Linked DNA regions of Homo sapiens: region 2 is linked to region 1. The links are chromatin loops, found by intact Hi-C in ENCODE. Cell type or tissue: heart left ventricle. All regions are shown on one strand. Each heading gives the region's core, and the rest is flanking DNA. Links, peaks and the distances in the headings are about the cores only.

Region 1 (6,363 bases), core at 53-4,052:
TCAGCTCACTGCAGACTCCGCTTCCTGGGCTCAAGCGATTCTCCAACCTCAGCCTCATGAGTAGCTGGGACTACATCCGCAAGCCACCAATGCCCTGCTAATTTTTTCTTTTTCTTTTTTTTTTTTTTTTTTTTTGTATTTTTTATACAGATAGGGTCTTGCCATGATTCCCAGGCTGGTCTCAAACTCCTGAGCTCAAAGCGATCTGCCTGCCTTGGCCTCCCAAAGTGCTGGGATTACAGGCATGAGCCACCACGCCCAGCCAATCTAATTTATTTTTAATTTTTAACATACAGTCACTCACCAACAATTTATTTTCTTCTGATGTGGTTCCTACTTTGATGACACTAGGAGCTACTTTACAGATGTAGTTGTAAGTCAGGTTAAAAAAAGAAACCTAGGAAATGTAAAGTATTTACACAAAACCCAACAGATCAAATAGGAGCCAGGCAAATTTAATTATTTTAGACTCACAATTTGGCAACCATTATTGGGTGTGGTTTCTCAACATCTCTACCCAGAAACCTTTGTGGAAGCAAGTTTCTTACTTAAAATTTCAAGGAATCCAATGTATGTAATGTTTTCTTAAGAGTTTGAAGGCACCTTACAAATCATGTAGTCAGTGGCCTCGTATTATAGATATGAGGCTGAGACACAGAACAGTTAAGTTGCCCAAGTTTTAGGGACAGAGCTCTGGATCATCAAACCCCACTCTGAGCATATCACACTGGGCCAGGCACTGAATGGAGGAGGCTCTCCTGACAGACACTTCCACAGCCTCACGGAACTGGAGAGAATCCCTGGGATCTGTGGGCTCCATCCCCAGCCTTCCAGTCACATGAATTCCCACAAACTATCTCGGTCAGCTGGGCACCTGGTTGGTTCTTTGAAGTGTCTGAGGAACATTCTACTGAGGGTCAGAGCACTGCCACCTACTATCCTGAGCATCATTTCCATCCCACAGATGAGGAAATGGCCAAAAAGATGATTATTGTGAGTTAGCACCCCAGCTGGATTGGAATCCATTTCTGATCTGTAGTCTCGGGTGTTCCCCGGGGGTGCCTGCAGCGGGAGAAACTCCTAGGAGAGGCATCAACTGACAGGAGTTAACAAAGGAGGAGCAGATGGGACTGGGGCTTGAGTGGCGTTCAGGAGAGCCAGTTTTAAGACCACCTGGATCAGCCTCCCTGTAAGCCAGTTATCAGTATCCAAGTGCTTTAACACAGGCTTCTCAGAAGAAATCATTTTTATTCCTACCATTATTTCATACCAAAGCATCATTATGTGCTACAGTTCCAATTTCTTACACAAGAATGAAAAGGGTTACCAATGCAGCAAGTTAAAAAAAAAAAAAAAGAAGAAGAAGACTGAATGATTTAAGCTGTTTCTGAATTGTTCCTGCCATAAAAAAAAAAAAAAAAAATCAAGGCACCAGTTTTGAAATGGGAGAAGCATTCTAAATGAGACTGTTAGCTTGCCCTTTGACATCGATTTCTGATCCTCATTTATTCAGTATCTAACATCCAAGTCTGCAGAAATATGTTATCTGAGAGTTTGCAGTATGACCAGCTGAATAATCAGTATATGAGGTTTCACAGGGGAGACAGACATGGGTTAGAAGTGCCAGCTTTATGTATCAGGCTGTGTGTGTGTGTGGTGAGACAGAGTGCAAGAGTGAGAGATTAAAACATTAAATTTTACTGAGAAAACAAGAAATGAGACACATTATCCCCCAGCAGCTTGGAAGTGGATGCAGTTTGGTGAGATCTGACTGCCTCGGTCTGACTCCCAGGCCACTTACTACCTTAGGCAAGTTGCTTCCCTTAGCTCTTTGCCTTATCTGAAAGATAGAGATTAATGAATAGTTCCTACTTCTTGAGGTTCATGCTGTATTAAACTACACAGCACACGTAGGGAAAGTGCGGTTCACTTTGGTGCATGATACAAGAGTTAGTTGCTGTTATTCCTGGGAAGCTTCTGGCCTAAGGGAAGTCATGTCTTCAAAGAAGCCCTCCAACCTCCTCCCGGGAGGAGCCAAATGGTCCAGACGTGAAACTCTTAGAGGTGGGGCTTCCACGTGTGGAACGGCACCCTGCGAAAAGCTAAGCCTGCTTGCTGCTCTGGGGAGAGACTGACTCACGGAGCTGGAGGGCGTCCAGGGCTCCTGCAGCTTGTTCCACGGCTGGGGTCCAAAAAGGCTCACAGAGACGGGGATGTGGGCCCGGCGCAGCCTCCCTGGCCAGCCTGCAGGCTTTGCAGTGGGCACTCTCGCTGGACGGGCTGTGACAGGAGAGGCTGGCTGATGTCAAGCAGCCCTGGGCCGGAGTGTCCCTCTCAGGGCCTGAGAGATCGGCCACCACACAGAGCTGGCAGCGATTCCCATGAGTCCCCACCTCCTTGGGTGGATTTTTCTCACCAGAAACTCTGCTCCCTGCTCCTGGGTACCCCCTTCTGTGTCTGTCCACAGTCCCTGTGTCTTTCCTACAGGAAGGGGTTCTCGACTCTGGTTCCAGAGGCCCTGTCCAGGGACAATGGAGATGCTTGATTGTGAGTTATTGCTCTTCCCCAAGCATTGGGGGCACTGGACATTTCACTTGTTCCTGTGCAAGCGGTTCAACTCAACACCAACTCAATCTCTCCCATAGTTGCAGACTTAAAAGGATAAAACTCTAAGGACAAGGCTGTCACCACTTCCATTTGAAGCCTCCCTCCTACCACACTATTTTCCCCATTGGTTCCCTCTCCTCTTTCTTGGCCTGTGCACTGGCATCACTGTCTCCAGCGATGGGCTTGCATTAGTCTCTTCTCCCCACTCCTTGCACTTCTCTCCCAGACTGTGCTCTGAGCACCAGGACTTTGCTCCGTGTGTGGTGCGCTAGAAGCTGCCTCTTTCCTCTCCCCTCGGATTCTCAACAGGCTTGCACCACTCTGTCCCTTGCACTCAACTCTGCTCATGGTTTCCTCCCCTGAGCTAGGCCTGAGCAACAATATCATCCCCTTCAAGTCTTCACAATTTATGCTAGCAATTTTTAAAAGCAGTTAAAGCCCTTCAGGCCACACCATCAAAATGCCTGGACAACTGAACTCCTGTCTGGGGGTCTGTTCCAAACTTCTCATTTCCTTTTGGGAGAAGAAACTGTCGCTGATTAATTTCCAAGCATCTAAGAACAGAGAGAGAGAGAGAGCTGCCCACTCCACTTTGAAAATCAAATTCCCCCACTAGTAAGAGCCCAGACATCCACCCAGCCACCCGTGGAATAGGAAACCCCCATCAAAGCCTTGCCAGGTCCATGGGGGCAGAGCTAGTGCTCTGTGGGCCCTAGGATTGCTCAGACATGGTAAGTTTACTAAAGCACCTGTTCCAGAGAAGCCAGGCTGGAGAATTACAGGGACGGGCATAAAAACAAACTCCATAAATTAAAAATAAAGAGAAGGCAATCCTCAGAGACGATTCTTCATTCTTTCCACTCTTTTTGAGGGCAGATGGGAGGATGGATGGCTTTGGATTGGAAGCAACACAGCTGGTGTCACAGAGGCTACTGAACAAAGATCAGCTCACATATTAGCACATCCATGGGTGGAAGCAAAATACTAGGGCATTTCAGTAATTCACAGAGCAGAAAGGAAGCCACTCTTCTGCCCAGCAACAAAGTTTAATGGAGCCATTCCACCACTTACCTTGGAACCCCATTCAGTGTCTGACAATTCTGTCAATGAATTCTTCCTGAAAGCTCACCTAAACTCCTCTTGCTCTGTCCCTGGGATAAGAGGGAGCACCATTTTTCACGTAATCTTTTGTAATATAATGTACTAAAATCTACCATCATTACTTCTCTCTTCTCCAAGCAGGTACAAAAGGACATTGTCCACACTTTGGTTCTTGTCTCAGCTGCCCTACACTGACTTAGGGCCGCGGGCTCACAGGGAAGCCCCTCATATGCCCCTCCTCTCCTGCTGGCCTTCCTCCCTCAGCTGCATTTAATTGAAGGACAGCCGGTTCCCCTGAAATAATAAACATCACCACAAAACATCATGTGGGCGTGACATTTCCAAAGCTGTCTACTCTTAGTTTTCAGAACGTGTCACCCCTTACATGCTATTTTCTTCTCATATAGCCAGCCTCATTTTAACTTTACTTTGTCATTATTTAACTCCTTAGTGAATTAACTTCTGTCAGGGAGATCACTTCTGGATCATTTCTTTCCTCTGTTTAGTTGGCAAGAATGTCTCAAAAGCACGTTATAGAAAGCCTCCTGGGAAGACACATCTTTATTTTATAGTTACTAGCGGGAGGGATTTGCTCCAATCATAAGGGAAAAACCATAAGATTCCCAAATTTGTAGCTGAGTGGGAATATTTCTTGTTTTGGACATCAACATTTTACTGGAAGCCTCTGTATTATCTGTCAAGATGGTAACCAAACTTAGAATTCTCCCAGAAATGCTGGGCTCTGTGCTTATGATGAGACAGCCCTGAGAAGGAGACAGCCCTGAGAGGGAGGCAGCCAACTTGCCTTGCCAGCATGATTGTGTCTCAGTCTTGTTTGTTATCAACCCCAACACATGCCTAACTCTTCTGCCCTACTGAGTTCCCATGAATCCCACTTTGGCCCTTTCATAGTCCTGTCAGGCAATGCCTGGACAGCATCTCCACCCACTGTGCCCAGCCCTCCTCCCTCTTCTGAACTCCAATTCATCCTCCAAAACCCAACCCAAATGTCACCTTCTCAGCAGAGCTGCCCTGACAGTCCTCCTCTGCCCATTTTGTTCATCTCTGAAATAAAACCATCCTGTTTGGCAGCCACCTGCTTTATGTTGCTCCTCCATTGGACTGCGGGCCCCACACAGCAGTAGGGACCTTACCTACTTCTCTGAGCATCTCAGTGCCCAGCACAAAGCCTGCAGCAAGGCAGTGTTCACAGCCTGGTTTTTGAGATTAGGGGTAAGCTTGATCTAAAAATTCAAGCAGTCACTGAGATCAACAAGGATTTTCTTTTTGTTGCTGCTGTTATTTTTCCCCAGGAAAAAGCTCTTTGGCCTTGGACTGGTATCACAGTATCTCAGTATCTTTTGATGAACGGATAGGCTGACCTGTAGCACAAAATGCAAGATGGACACCTCCACTCCCTCCCAGTGGGGGCTCTCTTCCATCTTTCTGTACCTTGGAATCCTTTTCAGCTTACATAACAGTACCCATCAGTTTAAAACAACCCTCACTGCACAGTAAGGGCAGCAACCACCCTCCCCTCATTTGCCATGGGGATCACACAGCAGTGATGGTTCCCCCTGACTCTGACATCCTTGGTCAAGGGCAGACCTGGTAATCTCTGCAGCGTTGGCCATTGATCAGTGCCTGCGGAAGCAATTGACAATCATATCTTTGAGCTAAGTTTTTTTTTAATTTTTCACAAAGAGCTCCAGAAGGCAAATAGTTTATCACTTCCCCACTCTGAAATAGCACGCAAGACAGATGATGCAGGGGAACGGGTGTCCACTCTTTCTTGTTCTCAGAGCTCCTGCAGCAGGCCTGAATGAACCGCAAGCGGGGCCCATGCAGCGTGTCCTCTGCAAAGTGCAGGTGTTCAGTCCACACACAGCAGCACCAGCACTGCTGATGTCACGGTTGTCTGTCCAGAAGATCCCACGTTAGATCCCAAGAGAAATCCAGACAGGGTTTAGCCTCCAGAGGCAGAGAGCGGGTGCCAGGCCCAGATGCAAAGGCCTCTATACTGACGCCCTCACATGACACTGCAAAGGTCAAATGTCAAAGGTCAAATGTCTTGGCTTAGGACTATAAGGGAGAGATAGGACAAATAATGAGGTCAAGGAACCTCTGGATTGCTGAAGAGATGACTTTAAAAAAAAAGTCACATCTGCGGCTCACAGTGTTCACCAGAAAAGAACACTGCTTGGGATTCTAGACCTGAGCAGGGAGAAACAAACCGGGCTAAAGGAGACAGAACTTTCTTCACAGTAGAACAGTCCTAGTCTAAAATGCTAGAATTTAAGTCCAAAGTCTTTTAAGAATGAGAGTTCTTAAATCTGTCAGACCAGCTGACAGGGGAACAGGAAAAAAAAAATTCTCTATTAAACAAAACACCACAAAAATCAACCCAAACTTCCTTCAACCCCAGCACCCCAGCCACCTCCCACCCCATTAAAAAAGTCATTAAAGTCATGCACACATGCACACACTCAAATATGAAAACAAAAACCAGATACCCAAGGAAATCTTAGGAATCACCTAAGGAATTTTCACTCGCTCCCCAGATGCTCTTTCTGTTTTTCTGGGGGTGGGTGGGAAAGGAAGTCACACTGACAGCTAAGTCTAAGCGGCACAATTTAGAGTTGGGTGAGTTCCCTT
Region 2 (4,000 bases), core at 1-4,000, 760 kb after region 1:
AGATGCGATTATAGGTGTGCACCACTATGCCCCACCTCGTGTGTATTTTTCATGTTCTCTTCTTTCGCTGACCTAAACTACTTATTTTTAAAAGCATAATGCTTATTTTGGAAACTTATGAAAATACTGACATATACAAATAAGGAAATAGCAATTGCCTACAATCCAAGATAACCACTGTTAGTATTTTGGCTATTTAACTCACTCCATGATTTCCACCACTCTCTATCCCCTCACCATAATTTTTTCTTCATAAACTCATTGTCCTTTTTACTTACTACTTTATTTTCTATCTTCTTTACCACATTTTGTCCATCTGTCCACTACAACCCCAGGTCCTATAATAGTGCCTGGCATACAGAAGGCATGCACGCCCTTAATCTTTGTTGAATAAATGAGTCAATGTCATTATATATATGTGTGTGTATATATATATAATGTGTATGTATATATGTGTATGGAGAGAGTGAGCAAGCGCTGGATCATAATTTATACACAATTCTAGAGTTTTATTCACTTAGCATTACCTTTGTGCATGCTACTGACTTGTTGAAAAACTTTCAGTGATTTCTTAGAACAAAATCCTTACTTTAGCCCACAAGCTTGGGTTTCTACAGCCTAAAATGTCCCCAGAATTCAATCCCCGGAGGATAAAATGAGTTTAAAAAAAAAAGGAAAACAGAGTGATAAACATCAAGACATAAAAGTATGAGGATATGCACAGTGATTCTAAAAATTCAAATTAAAACTAAACTGGAATATTTACATATTTTATTAAATCTTTACAATCAGTAATTATAATCAAATACATAATTATATACAGGATTATATACATTTTGCCCAGACTTTTACATCACAGTACATAGTTTCCCTTAGAAATATTGTATACATTTATCACCAAACAATAAAATCCAACAACAGTAGTGTTACAGCACCTGTTAGTACAGACATCTTTTTCATAAATTACATCATAAGAAAATATACGGCTGTAAATTGGGCTTTTAAAAATGTCTTTTATAAAATCTGAACATACAATATTTCATTCACAGAATGTTTTTTTTTTCTATGTTCTGACTGAAGCCTTGTGCATAAAACGACCGGCTGGAATATTTACTAAATTCTACCCCCCTCTAAAATTATAAGCAGTATTTGAATTACTTATGCTGAGCTTTCTTCATGATGAATTTGGCATGGGGTTTGGTGAGAGAACAAATGTTGGCTTTACTATAAAAAAGGTTGTGTGATGGTAATTTAAATTTTAAAAGCTTCTTGAGAGAGTAATTACATTAGTGAAGTTAAAATCAGAAAGTGTACAATTTTTCTTTTTACTAATACTGTAAAGAAAAAGGGAGACGTATAATGCCAAGAGTTAATTTGTTCTGAAACAATTATACTCTTTTTGGAAGCCTATTGCAATTTAAGAAGAAAAAAGAAAACTTGCCTAACAAAATATCCCATACCAAACATATCTAGTAAATTACAATTCTTTCACACTTAAAACTTTATGGGAAAAGTATTGCAAATAAGGGCATATCATTTCAATGAACTTTTATATGCAGAAAAAAACTAGCTATTTTATTTTTAGTAGGTAAACAGGTTAAGTTTTAAAACTTGAAAATACCTGAATTAAATACTTGCTCTAATATCTCTTAAAGGATTTCAGCTAAAATCCTTGATTCCAGATTTGTAAACATTATATAAATCTTTCTTAAACAATTTTATGGCTGTGGTGATCACTTCAGCTATATTTCTAAGCAGTCAACATTTAACTGAGGTAGACCAGATGTTTCTAAATTCGGGGTTTCATAGAATCCCCTGAATCTTTAGCAAGTTACTAAAATGTCTATAAAAGTTAACTAAAAAACAAAACACTAAAAAAAAAAAAAACAACTAATGCCTTTGGAATTTTTAATGAACTCAAAAACTACTTTGTGGCAGTATGTCAAGTAAGTAAATGAATGTAGAGTTGTAATTACAACGTTGGAGTTTTTTAGACGAACATTATCTCCTCTTTTCTTAACTAGGGAAATATTGAGTATAATTCCTTCTGGGTATTAAGAAAAATTGGTTAAATTTTTTCCTTTTCTTTTTTTAAGGATTTACTTTTCTTAACAAGTGAACAATTTGCTTCTAAGCGTCAATGAAAGGCAACACCTCCCTCTAATGGCCAAAGGAAGAGAGTGGCAGTAAGCTGGCTTTTCCAATGTGTCACACAATCCTTCATGCCATTAAGTTCTCCTTGTTGGAAAAGAAATTAGGTTGTTTTGATAACTTAGAAAAGTTAGTTTTAGACAACAGTGACTTTCAGCTACAAATACAAAATCAAATCCATGTATATAAGGCTTCTGTAATCGATGTCTTAGAGGAACATCTGCTCATTTTCTCCAAGCCCCAGTCCTATAAATCAAGGCAAGTCAAGTAATTAAGCTTCAACTATTTTGGCAGCTTTGCAATTAAAATGAACAAAGCACTATATCTATCCTTCCATATACTGTATATATTATAGTTCTATCTTGTTACACCAAATCTCACATGCAGAGAGACTAAAAATATCCATTTTGGTTTCAGGTATAATTAAAAGCCAATAAGGGTCTTGCATACTATTCTTTTTCCCCTCCCCAAAGTGAATTCTCCATCAGATTTACTACTCCCTGACTCAATTATATTTACCTGGAATATCTGAATGCAGGTATTTATCCTCTCAGAAAAGAATATGTTTACCTGGGATCTAAACATACTGTACACGAATATACATAACTGCAATACAGCACTGCTGTTTTTAACAGCTCCACTTACACCTCATCAGTACCTCACAACCGTGTTTTAGGAAAAAGTTTTGTGTAATGTTATGGTAAAGAGAAGAAAATTATGTCTCTTAAATATTCCTTTAGAACAAATTCAGGCAAGTTTAAAAAATAAATAAAATGAATAAAGCCATGATTTCAACAACAGGGCTGTCTACAAACATCAACAACAAAATTTAAAAATTTTTAAGACTTAAATGTGGCCAGCACCAGACTACTACAACAACAACAAACCAAAAAAAAAAAGGGGGGGGGTGGAAGTCTCATTAAGCTATATAGCTATATGTAGTTGTATTGTACTTTTTTTTTTAAACACAGGTCACCATACACTAATTTTCAAGTCCGTATCAGAAGGAATATCTGTTAAAAACAAAAACAAAAACCATGATTCAACAGAAAATGTGACAGATTCCTTAGGTGCAACTTTAGAAACCTAAGTTTCAAAGGAGAAAAACAGTAGTTACTCCAGGAATTTTAACTCACTAACCACAGTTCTATCATGGCTCTGTAAGACAGAAAAATGGAACAAAATGTATATAGCTGTTGGCGATACGAGCCTTGTGGCTCAAATTGCATACCAAACATGGGATGGAGTAAGGCTGATGGCTAGAGGTAATCACCTCTAAGAGAAATGAACTGGAAATGATTTATAATCTACCCTACAAGGATATAATGCTAGGTTCCATTTCAGAGTAGTCACAGCTTTCCCTATGGAAGGCCCAATGGGAGGTTCATATTGCAACATTACAGTTTCTCCCTTACTCCATTTTTCAGAAGTATTAAGTAAGCAATCTCCACAATGTATTATATGACCTTTTTACCTGGTCCCACTGATTAGTCTTTATGCAGAGAACTCACTGAGAAAGTACACTGGCTTCACCTTTGGTTTAAATAAAAAAGACATTGTTAAGAAGGAAAAAAAATCAAGTCATCTTGATCATTTGTCACTAAATGAAACAAGAGAAAGCAATGAGCAAAGACTGTTTTCACCATAAATGCATTTGCTTCATAACCACTTAGGTCACTTAGAGTGTTTTGTGAAGGCAGCATAATCAGAATGCCACAATACTCGGATGCATCTTCCCAAAAGAGCCTCTAACCCCCAAAACCAAGAAAGGCGAGCTTCCTTTAATTAGAAGGCTATCCAAACTCCTATTCCCCACTCCACTACTAAATGAATTTTGTTTCTTGTCTAT

The links. A loop is a pair of places that touch in the nucleus more often than their neighbours do. Peaks named below come from ENCODE experiments on the same cell type or tissue, not always from the same donor. Only the 100,000 strongest peaks of a DNase experiment are listed, where the experiment ranks them.
Region 2: it touches region 1 in a loop (4-fold over the local background); 4 of 110 quality-filtered maps call a loop at or near these places.

Annotation. Positions count from the first base shown.
Region 1 is chr1:183,930,456-183,936,818 of GRCh38, forward strand. It overlaps COLGALT2 (collagen beta(1-O)galactosyltransferase 2), which reads right to left. Exons shown (of 12, transcript NM_015101.4): 12 at 5,379-6,363. Among named protein-coding and RNA genes, the nearest start is that of COLGALT2, 100 kb to the right of the region's middle. In heart left ventricle, for the core only: no CTCF peak of the experiment used is centred there; a DNase peak (open chromatin) is centred at 2,146; H3K4me3 peaks cover 539 bases; H3K27ac peaks cover 2,492 bases.
Region 2 is chr1:184,689,749-184,693,748 of GRCh38, forward strand. It overlaps EDEM3 (ER degradation enhancing alpha-mannosidase like protein 3), which reads right to left. Exons shown (of 20, transcript NM_025191.4): 20 at 489-4,000. Among named protein-coding and RNA genes, the nearest start is that of EDEM3, 63 kb to the right of the region's middle. In heart left ventricle, for the core only: a CTCF peak has its summit at 2,164 (motif pointing left); no DNase peak of the experiment used is centred there.